Regions from separate parts of the Homo sapiens genome. Here region 1 is linked to region 2. A link is a loop called in an ENCODE intact Hi-C map of the cell type or tissue named here. Cell type or tissue: IMR-90. All regions are shown on one strand.

Region 1 (2,500 bases), 51 kb before region 2:
ATTACCCCCACTTCATAGATGAGAACACTGAGGCACAGAAATGGTTGCACAACTTGTCGAAGGCCAAACACCTGAGGCCTGAGACCAGTCTAGCTCCAGGTCTGCGCTCTACCTCTCCAGGAGAGGTTCCCAAGCTTTAGCGTGCACGGGGATCACCCAGGAGCTTGTTAAACCACAGACTGCTGGACCCCGTTTGAATCCTCATTTCATAGACCATGGGCAGGGCCTGAGAATCTGCATTCCTAACAAGTTCCCAGGTGACGCAGATGCTGCTGTCTGGGAACCACCCTTGAAGCATCACTGCCTCTAATGAGGATATGCTTAGTTGTGTGGAACTCACAGGAATACACAGGAAAAGTACTTAGTACAGTTCCTGTTACAGCATAGAGGACCCACAAGTATTCTTTCTCTTCCCTCTAAACCAAGTGTGTCTCAGGCATCAGCCAACAGAGGGATAGGGGGCCCATCTGCCTTCCTGTTTCTCAAACTCTACCAGACTCCCTGCCTCCAGCATCAGGCACCACTGCTGACCACTCAATTCCAGTGACACAGCACACCCCCAATGCCCAACCACTGAGTATTAAACCACTCTCCACCACACTGTTCCAATGCATCAGCATGGAGACAACTGTCAAAGCCACTGGGCCTGAATTGCATCCACAGCCAAACACTGTGAGGTACACATGCTTAATTCTGCACTTCTAAATGTTAACATCTAAACTGTGCAAATGCTGCTTACTCTTTGTAAAGGGCTGCTGTGAAGCAAATGAGGGAGGGGGAATACAGGATCCAGTTTATTTTTAGCATGAAGTCCTCCTGGTTTGAAAATTTGTCAGTTGAGCAGGCTGCCTGTGCCTCTGGCCCCAGTAAGCCTGCCTACCCCACCCCCATCCAGTCACACAGGAACCAGCATCCCTGCCACCGCAGCCCAGGGTCTCCACTGAACTCAAGTAACCTGGTCCTGTTGGCCCAGGCCCAGGCAGACAGCTCATTTGGGTCACTAGGATTCACACTTCAAAAGGAGGAACACGCTGATGAGATAAAAATAAAAACTGCTGAGTACAGAGGAGGCACCGTTCCTGGAGGGCCGCAGGCTTCAGACTGGCACTGTCTCTGTTCTGCCCTAGTGGTGGCCAATGGCCTGTGTGAACAAAGGCAAGAGACTGGCTCCCTGTCTAGGTTAAAAAAAAAAAAAAAAAAAAAAACTCCTGCACTGAGATTCCAGACAAGCAGCCAGTTCACCTGGGGTTCAAAATCTCCAGGAAATGGTGACTCTTCTTCTAAGACTCGAGGATTACTAAAGTAGAAACACTTTATAAACAGACTTCAAGCACACATCCTTACTGAACTTTAGCATGATGACACAGCAGAATTGTATTCAAAATATTCTGCAGATTTCAAAACCAAAAATGGTAGCTGCACGCAGGAAAGGACCCTGGAATTGAGGTCACCTGATCGAGCAGGTTCTAGGGCTGGAACCCTTCCCACGCTTATCCCCGTCCTAAAGACCTTGCATAAAGAACCACCTTTTCAAGATGAATTGTTGCTTGAGGACTGACCAGCTCAAACTCCTGGGTTCCAGCCCCATCTCCTGTGAACACGTGGTAGGATTTCAAGTAGGTGGCCTAACCTGTCTGGGGTCTAAAATGGACATACCAGGGTCAGAAGTTCTGCCCCAAATGGACTATGTTCAGAACGTGCAGTGCTCCTTCCACCCTCACTTATCTGCCCAGCACAGAGCTCCTCATTCTGTATTTTTCTAATCAAATATCCCTCCTTTGAAGAACATCCCCTGATATCATGGGCAGATTAAAGGTTTCTCATGTGTTGCCGAGCTGCACTCATATTCCCACTACCATTCGAACCACGCTGACATCATGATTTGTTTTCCTCTTCCACTAGAATCCAAACTCTAGGAATGCAGGAGTTGTATGCAAATTAGGGCCTAGCACCTGGCAGACCCTCAATAAATTTTTGCCAAAAGAATGATATCTGCCTGCCTCCCTCATAGAGTTTTTTTTGTTGTTGTTTTTGTTTTTGTTTTTGAGACAGAGTCTCACTCTGTTGCCCAGGCTGGAGTACAGTGGCACGATCTCAGCTCACTGCAACCTCCACTTCCCAGGTTCAAGCAATTCTTCTGCCTCAGCCTCCCGAATAGCTGGGATTACAGGTGCACGCCACCACACCTGGCTAATGTTTATATTTTTGGTAGAGACGGTGTTTCACCATGTTGGCCTGGCTGGTCTCAAACTGCTGGCCTCAGCTGATTCGACTGCCTCAGCCTCCCAAAGTGCTGGGATTATAGGCATGAGCCACTGTGCTCAGCCTCCTCATAGAGTTTTTAGGTGCACAGGAAAACATACCAAAGTGTCCTGTAACTGGAAGGGCCTGTGAAAATGTAAATAATTCTTATTACCTATAACTTATGAAGGTGTAATGCTTTTGTTTTTAATGGCAGATGAATATTAGGAGGACTCTACATGAGATGCAAGGATTTCAT
Region 2 (2,500 bases):
CCCAGTCACTTACAGGTGATCCCTTCTACACCCTGGTGGGTTTGGGTAAACTTTTCCTGTACTCTTGCCTGACGACAGTAGTTCAATGTCTTCAGCAAATCATCATCTCTCTAGGAAACCCAAAGAAGAAAAAAACAGGACAACCTTCACACTGGACAAGAGTCGTGAGGTCTCCTGCTCAGTGGGCTGCAGGGTGGAGCCAGCGCTGAGGCCAGCCGTCTTTGCTCACTCTCCTATTCTCTACCCTTCACATTCATAGGTCCTAGAAGATGAATAAGCTCCTCAACGCTTGGTCAGAAAGAATATCACAAGGTTGAATAATTATAAGGATGATCAAAACAATCAAAGGGGAAAATAAAAATGACAGTTGTACCTTGGTATCTGCAGAGATTGATTCCAGGAGCCCCTGTGATACCAAAATCCATGATGCTCAAGTCCCTGATATAAAATGGCATATTATTTACATATAACCTATGCACATCCTCCAGTATATTTTAATTCATCTTTAGATTACTTAGAATGCCTAATACAATGTAAATGTTATGTAAATAGTTACCATACTGGATTGTTTAGGGAATGACAAGAAAAAACTCGACATGTTCAGTATAGACACAACTTTTTTTTTTCCTGAATATTTTCCATCTACAGTTGGTTGAATCCATGGATGTGGAACCCACAGGTATGGAGGGCCGACTAGACCTGGAAAGTTCTGCATGAATTCACTAACCCTGCCAGAGGAAGGGGCTTCCAAGAGACAGAGGGACAGCTGATTGCCTAACACCTAGTACAATGGTTCTCAAACTTTAGTGTGCATCAGAACCACCTGGAGGGTGTGTTAAAACACAGAAACAAAGTTTCTGAGTCAGTAGCTGATGTTGCTGGTCCCCAGGGGGGACCACACTTTAGAAACCACTGACATAATAAATAGGCAGGGGCTGCCTGGTTGGTCAGTCCCACTGGACCAACTTTTGATCCTAATCCATCACCCCCCTCCCAAATTGAGCCACTAGAAAGCATAATAGGAATTAAGCAGCTTTGTCTTTCCTGCCTCTCCCCTCCTCATTTCCCATTCACACGCCCATGCTGCTATGGATAAAGAGAACAATTATCAAGCCATTCTTTATAAATATCTCCCGGTGCCGAGTACAGCTCTCACCTGTGCACAAGAAGACTTTGCAGAAGGAGTGAGTTAGGCTGCAAAAGAGAGGACACAGCAGTGCAGGGAGAGCATTCAAGGGCTCCCCAGTCCAGTTCCCTGACCCAGTGTGGAGTCCCTCTCTCAGTGATGAGAGCATGCCACTGGGTCAGTGCCAAGGAAACGTTGTGACCTGCTTTTCTCCTCACTAATTTTCCTGGTGATCTGCCATCATGCACTGTGATTTCCCGCTGAGAGTTCACTTCGTGTCACCAAACTGCTGCCCCCCCGCCGCCAGCCTCACCAACAACTCAGTGCAAAGGAAATCAACGAGTAGCCACAAACACTGCACCCCTGGTGGGTGGCAGGGCAAAACGCCTCAAGTCCAGGATCACAGCTCTTATGACCTGGAAGGGACCATCACAAATATTTCTTTCTTTCCCACACCTGATTACATTATACAGTTTGCTATTTTACTAACAGCAGGAGTTACTGCCAAAATAATATTGTTTTTGTTTATGACGAGGCTAACAGAAATTCCTACAGAGAGCAGTATTGTGAATAACATAAACGCTCTGTGGTAACGGCCTATCCTACTGGACTCTTTTCTTTGGTTTAAATGGGGAAAATCCGGCCAATTTTCACACACACACGTCAGCTTGCTTTTTTCTGGCTATGGCACAGAAAAGGTTACACACATTTTGGGCTACAATTTTAGGGCTGAAAACCAACTCCAGGTTAAATAAGGAAAAAGAATGGAGAGTGATTCATTCATAGCATTTTGGTAAATATAGACACTTGTATGTGTTTGCAAATACTTGGCCTTTAAGATGATTTTGTGTGCACAAATAGGCATATTTGATGGAACAAATATGATTTTCCCTCCCATTAATAAACAAAATCCAATGAGCTCTTTCTCACATGCGAAACTGCACCAGTTCCCATGCTCTGAGTGCCTGACTTGGTGTAGACCCAGCATCCTCCAAAGCAGTAACAAAAACACAACCTCTGCTTACCCCAAAATTATGAATCAGTCTCAGATATCTCACACTCAAGACATGGGTCACAAGCCCAGCTGTATTCAGAAAATTCTGGAGCAGAAGGACAGCCCATTCTCAGGTGACGGTATTGGCTGAGGCTTCAAGAACATTGATTAAAAACTCTTGCACCCTCCCTACCCGCAAAAGAATCCATTCATTTGCATCCATAGATGAGGTCACGCACAAGTTGCCTTCACACCCAACACCCATGGTGGTTCCTGTCCTCACCTGTTTTCCAGGAGTGTCATGCACACCACCTCTCGCACCCCGGGGTTGTTGGCCTTCTCCACGGAACAGCCCTGCAAGTTCCAGGTGGCCAGCCTCA

Evidence for each region. Peaks named below come from ENCODE experiments on the same cell type or tissue, not always from the same donor. Only the 100,000 strongest peaks of a DNase experiment are listed, where the experiment ranks them.
Region 1: a loop joins it to region 2, with 2.0 times the contacts of the local background. A loop is called at or near these places in 24 of 110 quality-filtered maps.

What each region holds. Positions count from the first base shown.
Region 1 is chr7:36,206,594-36,209,093 of GRCh38, reverse strand. All of the region lies in intron 2 of EEPD1 (endonuclease/exonuclease/phosphatase family domain containing 1), which reads right to left. Among named protein-coding and RNA genes, the nearest start is that of EEPD1, 55 kb to the right of the region's middle. In IMR-90, a CTCF peak has its summit at 1,136; a DNase peak (open chromatin) is centred at 1,313; H3K27ac peaks cover 2,094 bases.
Region 2 is chr7:36,155,106-36,157,605 of GRCh38, reverse strand. EEPD1 (endonuclease/exonuclease/phosphatase family domain containing 1) reads right to left here. Exons shown (of 8, transcript NM_030636.3): 2 at 2,404-2,500. Among named protein-coding and RNA genes, the nearest start is that of EEPD1, 3.1 kb to the right of the region's middle. In IMR-90, a CTCF peak has its summit at 1,490; no DNase peak of the experiment used is centred here; H3K4me3 peaks cover 1,175 bases; H3K27ac peaks cover 344 bases.